2 separate regions of the Homo sapiens genome follow, and region 1 is linked to region 2. Evidence: read pairs that join two places in POLR2A ChIA-PET (ENCODE). Cell type or tissue: OCI-LY7. All regions are shown on one strand. Links, peaks and the distances in the headings refer to the core of each region. The heading gives the core; the rest is flanking DNA.

Region 1 (4,400 bases), core at 297-4,296, 140 kb after region 2:
AGGGAATAAATGGATCTACCAAGAAATAGTATGGCTTTGCATATAAAATACAATCATATTGCAAATTTTAATGAGCAAAATCAGAATATAAATGAAGGATTTAAGTAGTAGGTAAATCTTACAAATTATTTAAGCTATATTTTCAGCAAAGCAACTTGAATCTGTAGCTTTGCTGGAAGCTCAGCAGGCAACCCACATCCAGTGAAAACCGGGAGCGGCATACAAACCTAGAGAAGTGGCTGATGACTACACAATCCCTTTCAAGGGACTGTGTTTTATAATGCTCAGCATAGATGTACTTCTTTCACCAATGTTGCCGTTATAGAACTATCTCCTGCACTACTATCCAGGCTTTACATAAACTCACTTCTTAAGTAAATGAATTTGAACAGTGTATTTTCTATCACAACTGACATTGGCAATCTAGCGATAATAGCTACAAAATTACCAAATTGATGTGGTCCTCATTTTACACAAGTATTACACCTTAAAATAAATACATTACAATTAAATTGTTAGGAAGTTTATCTGTGTACCACTTAAAATGCCACTGTGTGCTATCAGAGTTTCACCCATCCTCCAAAACACACTCCTGAGGGAATATAAACATTCATACATGTAAACATTTTATCTGATATGGTAAGTATTTTATTATTTGAATTAAATATTAAATGGTATCAAGTCTGTATGCGTGTTTTGTTATATGGAAACATGACATATTGGAAACAAAACAGCAAACGAAAAGGGGAGTAAAATTGAAGAAAGAATCCACACAGGCTTGAAGCTTAGGAGTGTGCACACACAGCATTAGTGACTTATTACCTCAAACCAGAGGCTCGATGAAGCCTTTGTTTATTCTGCAAATCCACAGCAAAATAATTGCTGTGAGTTATCTTAAGATGCTGAGGAAGCCACCTCAAAGCACACCTGGGCTTGTGGGCTCGGAGACCCTTGCAAGCAAGCTGCTGTCAGCTGCTCCATTTTGGCAGACGGGGAAATGGTGCACCTCAGTCTTACAGAGGTGCACTCCATTCCAAACCCAGCCAAAGTTCATGTCTGAATTCTGCTGCTTAAAATCTTTCAATTGGAAGGAACTCCTCACTCTGTCTCATGGCTTTCAAATTCCAGCAAACCTATTCCCCCATGGCTTCATGCCCTGACTCTCTCCACCCTATTCTCAACCCCAGTCAGAATGGTCTCCTTCGTATTTGTGACAGTTAATATTGAGTGTCGATTTGATTGAATTGAAGGACGCCAAGTATTGTTTCTGGGGGTGTCTGTGAGGGTGTTGACAAAGGAGATTAACATTGGAGTCAGTGGTGTGGGAGAGGCAGACCCACCCTCAGTCTGGGTGGGCACCATCTAGTCAGCTGCCAGCACAGCTACAATAAAGCAGGCAGGAGAAGATGGAAAGAGCAGATTTGCTGAGTCCTCTGGCCTTCATCTTTCTCCTGTGCTGGATGCTTCCTGCTCTCAAACATCAGACTCCAAGTTCTTCAGCTTTTGGACTCTTAGACTTACAACACTTGTTTGCCAGGGGCTCTTGGGCCTTCGGCCACAAACTGAAGACTGCACTGTCAGCTTCCCTACTTTTGAGGTTTAGGGATTTGGACTGATTTCTTTGCTCCTCAGCTTGCAGATGGCCTATTGTGGGACTTCACCTTGCAATTGTGAGTCAATTCTCCTAATAAACTCCTCTTGATATATACATCTATCCTATTAGTTCTGTCCCTCTGGAGAACCCTGATTAACACAGGATTCTTGGGCGCTCCCCAGGCCTTCCTCAGTAGGGTCTGGGCACTTGCTATTTCCTTTGACTGAAAGGTTCTTTTCTTGTTCTTCATGTAGACAGTTTATTCTCACCCTTTGAGACTTATCTAAAATGTCACCCTATCAGGGAGTTCTCTTATAGCCACGTATCTTATGATCTAGCTTTTTAATCTTCATAGCTATTATTACTGTGTGAAAAATCATATTTATGTGATTAAATGGTTAATGTCAGTCCCTCCAAAGGGGCTGTGATTTTTCTCAAGGGCAAATCTTTTCTCAGTCACTATGTTATCCCAAATGCCAAGTACAGTGCCTGGCATGTAATAGATACTTCATAAAGTTTTTGTTGAATAAATAAATGGACTTACGAAGACCAGCTTTCCAAATCTTGGAAAAATCCCTACTTATCTCTTTCTATTACGGTGCAAAATGTACATTCCCTTTACAACTTCTTTGCCAGCCTGGAAGTTGGAAAAACTCTGTTTAATAAAAAAAAAAAAAAAAAAAAAGAAAATCCCATTCCTGTACCTGTCACTGCTGGGTTAAACAAGTTCACTTAAGATTTTTTTCTCTGTGTGGGCTTTCCTCAGGCCCTATAGATGTGCCACGTATGTTTTATGAGCTAACATTTATTTTCGACACTTTGGCCTATTGGACATGATCTCGTAAGCCTGAACTCTCAGCTGACATGCTGTTGAACATAATGGGGAGATTTAAAAAGGTATCACCAAGGAGTAGAGAGGATTGCGGAGCGCCAGGGGCGAGGAGGAGGTGGTTGAGATGAGCCACGGAAAGCTTTCACACTGTTCTCCCTGGCAGTCAAGGAGCCGTTGCTATGATGTGCAGTCTCAGCACGTGCATCCTGAGCCAGCCGAAGAATGCAGAACAACCTAATTGCTATCCTTGGAACTCAGTGCTCCCAATAAACTTGAAAGCTGAATAGCAACATTTCACAAACAGAGCTGCAGCCTCCTAGCTAGGTGAGCGGCAGTGGAGTCTCTGCATTGCTGTGTGGTACTCTGGATGGAATCCACAGGTCTCGGAAATGCCAAAGCACTCTCTTTCTCAGACAGAGTGAGCCTTCAATTAATTACAAAAACTAGACATTGAAAATATGCCATATGTCAATCCATAGTGGAATTCATATGGGGGAAAGGGAAGTTTTAAAGGTTTCTGAAAGCCATCAAATCTCCATTTAGATAGAATTCTTCAAAAAAATATGAATTTAGTTATTCATTTGCACGGGGTAAATTTTTCAATTTAGCGGAACAAAGGCAACTACAACTTGGCATTTAAAAACTTGGGAGAGTTGACAACAGCAGGACGGAGGGCCAACGCTGAGATCCTCAATTCCATTCAAATCACATAATCAGTTAATGCCAATTTGTTGCTAGTGCTTTAAAGTCAGAAACAAACAGGGCCCTTAAAGGATTTCCCTCCATAGTACCCAACAAAATTACTCATTGCAATTTCCTGTATGATAATTTTTTAAAATGTCTGTCTAACTCCAGTAGACTATAAATTCCATGAGAGCAGAATTGTGTACATTCTGTTCACTTTTGAGTTCCCAGAGTTGAATCCAGTGCTTCATATATAGTAAGTTCCCAACAAAAACTTACTAAATGAATCAAATTAAGCCCCAGTGCTGGACCTCAAGAAGCTCTCTGTTCAGTAGGAAACAGGTAAGAAAACAAAAGGATTTCAGCAATAGGTGATGAGTCCCAGAGCAGAACTATGCCCAGGATACTTATGGGACAACAGAGCAGGAAGCTGAATTCATCTTGAAGACAGACATGGGGTAATAGAATGCTTCCAAGAGGGGGCAAAGCTTAAGTCAATTTTAAAAAATAATGCCAGGTAGAGAGAACTGCTTGGGAAAAGGTTGGAGGAGAGAGTTATTTAGTTTCTCTCCCTGGAGCATTAGTCCAAAAATCACCAAGGTGGCCAATTACCAATATGGCAGATACAAAGTCTCTGGTCAAGCCAAATGCCAAAAGAATTTACCTGTCCTTGGATTTAATCCAACTAGAAGAAGCAGAGGTACTACACAGCCAACACGTACCATCATTTAAGTCCCTGCCAATGGCCGAATCAATAGACATACTACTTTTCTCTAAATAGCCTGAAGACACCACTAAAATACACAAGCAAATCAAAAAAGAAAGTCTTTTCCAAGAGTTTTACCAAGAACTGTAAGACCTTGCCAGTCTGTTTCTGATCCTTCTTTTAACAGACACAAATCAGAAGCATGATTATGAGTAACGCTGTGCACCCAGTGAAGAGGAAGAGACACCCACGAGGCAATTAAAACTTTGGTCCATGGTCTTTCAAAAGTGAAGACTGGGGGCTTGCATCAAGAAGTCTGAGTTCTCATGAGCCGACTGTCAGAGCTAAAACATCAGAACTTTGGGCCAAGGATCGAAAATGTGTAATGCATAAATGTCTGTAGAAACTGCCAAGGGATTTGTGTGAGCTGACCAACTGTGCAAACAATTATCTGTGTTTAGAAAGCTCTACAGTAACGGAAACGTGAAGATTTGGCCTTTGGAGTTGAAGAATCTCCTGGAAATATCCCTTGGAGTAACTACTTGTTTACTTGGAAAAGCATCTGATCCTGGGCAAAAAAATTT
Region 2 (4,400 bases), core at 211-4,210:
CTGGAGGATCTGTTGGAAAAGTTGTACTAAGTGACCCAGGGCAAAGGTGACGTACTGACCCAGGGCAAAGGTGACGTACTGGGTTAGCTGCTCCTCTAGGGGGTGGGGCTATTGGAAGAAAAAATTGATGGAAGTCACTTTGGGGCTCATTCATTACAATTTACTGAGCTTTCATAGCCAATCGATGCTTCCCAAACTAATGCCATCCAGCTCAGGGTCAAGCCCCTTCAGCCCGTTTCTAGAGGTTTCAGTGAAGACAAAATGCTCCTGTTCTGATTCCTGTTTCCAGAGAACTCTAAAAAGCAAAGGTGCAAAGAGTGTGTTGACTCCCGAGTATGGGTCAAAATCATTCTAGAAAACTGATCTGAAGAATGATCGTGTGAGACACTCATCTGGAGAATTTTGCAAGGTCATCCCGCCTGTTGAGACATAAAGGGACCCTTCTATTACAGTGGAGGGAAGCTGTGTCTTTCGGGCACGGATTCTCAACCAGGAGGAGTTGGGGGGCATTTTTCCCCCCAACTGGACATGTGACAAAGTCTGGAGACAATTTTGGTTGTCTCAACTCGGGAGGTGGTGCCACTGGCATCCAATGGGCAGAGGACAATTTTGGTTGTCTCAACTCGGGAGGTGGTGCCACTGGCATCCAATGGGCAGAGGACAATTTTGGTTGTCTCAACTCGGGAGGTGGTGCCACTGGCATCCAATGGGCAGAGGACAATTTTGGTTGTCTCAACTCGGGAGGTGGTGCCACTGGCATCCAATGGGCAGAGGCCAGGGGTGCTGCTAAGCCTCCCAAAATGCCCAGGACAGCCCCAAAACAGAGAATTACCGGACCCCGAATCTCAATAGCGCCAAGGTTGAGAAACCCTGCTTTGGAAGCTATTTTACTGCTTATAAGCTCCTAAAAGACTGTTATATCGCTTTTTACAAATTAGTAACTCTCAGCAGTTATAATTCACAACCTGAGCAGAAAACACAGGAATAACTGTGAGCTCTAGTCCTGAAAGTTGTGAAGTTCCATTCAAACAACTTTAGCTGGAAAAAGTCAGTTGGAGATGAGTTTTCTCATTCATGGTGCCTTTTCATCAACGTTGAAAGGGAGAGTCCTATGTGGTCGACTTCCAGAGGCACAGAGTCCTGAGGCTAACTTCACAAAACCAGGGTTTCTGTTTCACATCCTTCTCCCATTCTGTCTCTGTGAGTGTGTGTGTGTGTGTGTGTGTGTGTGTGTGTGTGTGTGTTTTGGGGGCCAGCATCCACCTCTGTATCAAAATATCTTAAATGATACCAGCAACAAACCAGAATCAAAAAAAAAAAAAAAAAAACACCATTTGAAATTATAAAGATCAGCAGTTTGCTACGTACTTGGGCCCATTTGATATAAACTTTGTTTTTATAAAGTATACCGTGGTAAAACTTTGAAACTTCAGTTCGTTAAAAATAAGAAAAAGGAGAGAAAAAAGGAAGAACGAAAGAAAGAAAAATGAGGAAAAAATACTGTAACAGCCTCACTCCCTTTGAAGTCAGTACTGATATAGCTCTGAACAGATCCATTCAAGTTCAACTAACATCAGACAAATGTTTAGTGTATCAGAGCAAGCCACGAAAGCAAGGATTTCATCAATATTTCACAACAGCCTCAGGGAAACTGTAGATTGCAATGCTGTAGGGCAGCTAATGGAATTACACACAAGGGTTTTGTACATTTAAAATAAGCAGCTACTAAAAAAAATTACCCTTCAGTTTGATAGAAACTGTATAAAACTGCAGATAAGAAACAATTAAATCACTCCCAACATTTATCCATGTCACTCTGATAGGTCATTTAATAACAGGTATTACTCTGTGTGTGTGTGTGTGTGTGTGTGTGTGTGTGTGTGTTTTCCTCCCCACTTACTAAGGCAATAATAAAGATTAACATTTATGAAAAGAAACATAAAATATAGCACAGCCAAATGAATAATTAAAGACAGTTTTGAAGAACGCTTGCCATTGTGTGCCCATGAAGTCTTTTCCACAGTCACCAAATATGTTTATACAAAATATAATTATAAATAGACAGAGGCTGCACGGGAGACCCACTGACCCTTGTTTGTTTTGATGTTAAAAAATAACTTTGAAGTATTTCCTAGGAATGCATGGGTTTCTCCGGATCTCATACATATATTATCATCTAGTGAGGCTCAGGACACCGAGAGGCTGGCTTTCTCTTTTGGAAGGTTTACAGAAATAGGCCTGGAGTTTGCAAAATGCTATTCAATAAGCCGGTGTGAGATCAGCATTTTCTTCCCTAAAGTCCTTTGTTGAAGTAAAAAATTCTGCATATGAAAGCAAATTGCATTTTCTAAACTGATACTTCCGTGACCACAAAAACTCACCTGACTTTTCTAACCCTTGGAGTTTCAGTTCCCCGAACAACAACCCTACTATTTATTGAAATTTCACATAAGGAGGACTTTTCAGACACCGCTGGATCTAGATCTCAACGGGGGGATTTTGCCTCCCAGGGCACAATATCTGGAGTCATTTTTGTCTCCAACTGGATGAGGTAGGAATGGGGGTGCTACTGGCATCTAGTGGGTAGAGGCTGAGGAGGCCACTAAACACTGATAACACAGGACGGTACCCGGTAAATAATTATCCCAAATGGTAATATGGCCGAGCCTTAGAAATCCTGTTCTAAATACACCATTTGAACACCTGAGCTTTATTAGGATAATAATAATACCCTTGTTAATATGGTATCCTAACTTCCAAATCATTCCCTGGTTTCACACACATCTATTAAAGAGCTTCTAAGTGAAACTCACAATGCTAAGTCCTTTGGAGAATAAGGATTTGACACGGTTACTGGCCACAGACTATTCTAATTAAGAGAGAGAGTTACACATACACACACACACACACATACACACACCGACCCACACACTTCATGACAATAACAGCTGCTATTTACTGAGCACAGAGCAGGTAAGAGGTGCTTTGCATACAATATTTCATTTTACCTTTATAACAACTGTGCAGGGGAAATATTTTTGTTGTGTCTTTTTTACAGATGAAGGGACACTGCCCAAGGTTACTGACAGAATACGGCAAGGCTGAGACCCAAATCCTAGGCCTGTCCCCAAAGCTCCCATGGCCACTGGGTTTATTAGTAGCTGAGTTAGCATTGTGTTTGTGTGCATGTGTGTGTGTGTGTGTGTGTGTGTGTGTGTGTGTGTGTGTTAAATTTAGTCTGTGAGCCATCTTCTTTAAACTTATGGTTTTCATCCTTTTCATGATAATGTCTATGTATACATACTTTATCATATACATGTATATTTATTCTTTATGTCACATATATTCCTTATTATATAACTTTATAGCATTACAAAAACCTTTGATAAATGTGGAATTATACATAAATACATCCATAGTAGAATTTTTCACTTATTTTCCAAATAACTTAAAGTTGAGTATATTTAAACCGATTCCCTCTTTCCCTGTTACAATTTAGAGCTGTAATAATATTGGAGGAGCAACCAGGCCACTTTTCATTTGTCAGAAATTTCTTTAGCAGAGCTCCGGACATCATGGAAAGAGACTTGCTTTTGGAATTGAGATAACTGGGTTGAAGCCTCAGTTCTGCCAATGAACAAGCGGTGTGATTTTAGGAAAACTGCTTGGTTTTTCTGAGTACCAGTTTCTTCGGCTGTAAAACAAAACTACCAATAGTTGCCATAGCGGAGTTGCGAAGATTTGAATGATTAAATGACATGATACCTAATAAAATGCTTTGCAGACCCTGCAGTGTTAAATCAATGCGAAGCCTGCATCAATACGAACATTCCCTTCTTCCAGCACTGAGGGCGAAGTCACCTGGGAAGCTCTGGCCTTCCAATCTCCGTTAACCTTCGTCAGAATCCAGCTCTCTCCGTTAATGGGTCAATCAATCAATCACTCAATAGTTATTGAAAGCCTACTATGTACAAGACCCAGGGGACCCATGATGGGCTCTCGTCAATAGAAGTACACAATTAGCAGGCATATTTTGACTTAACCTCTGGTTGGCTTCCTAATGGAATGGTCTGTAAGTATGGGAGGAGGTGAGTGGGAAGAGAAAGAAGAGTGGGTCTGCCTTCAATAGTCTCTTTCCCTTAAGAAGTCAATAACAGGAGATGGTTTAAGCCTGGGATTGGCCACCTATGGCCCACAGGCCAAATCTGACCCACTGCCTGTTTTCACTAATAAAATCTTATTGGAACATCGCCATACTGATTCATTTACTTAGGGCTGCTTTTGTGCTACAAGGGCAGAGTGGAGCAGTTGCAACAGAAACCATACTGCTTGCAAAGACAAAAATATTTACTCTTGGGCCTTTTACAGAAAAAGTTTGATGACTCTGATTTAAGCAATTA

Evidence for each region. Peaks named below come from ENCODE experiments on the same cell type or tissue, not always from the same donor. Only the 100,000 strongest peaks of a DNase experiment are listed, where the experiment ranks them.
Region 1: POLR2A ChIA-PET joins it to region 2 with 6 read pairs; 2 of 35 experiments call an interaction of 5 or more read pairs at or near these places.

The regions. Positions count from the first base shown.
Region 1 is chr20:53,087,200-53,091,599 of GRCh38, reverse strand. The region is part of intron 1 of TSHZ2 (teashirt zinc finger homeobox 2); the gene reads right to left. Among named protein-coding and RNA genes, the nearest start is that of TSHZ2, 120 kb to the right of the region's middle. RefSeq lists a silencer at 2,658-2,884. In OCI-LY7, for the core only: no CTCF peak of the experiment used is centred there; no DNase peak of the experiment used is centred there.
Region 2 is chr20:53,224,948-53,229,347 of GRCh38, reverse strand. All of the region lies in intron 1 of TSHZ2 (teashirt zinc finger homeobox 2), which reads right to left. Among named protein-coding and RNA genes, the nearest start is that of TSHZ2, 250 kb to the right of the region's middle. In OCI-LY7, for the core only: a CTCF peak has its summit at 2,501; DNase peaks (open chromatin) are centred at 1,167, 2,367 and 2,897; H3K4me3 peaks cover 2,322 bases; H3K27ac peaks cover 1,777 bases.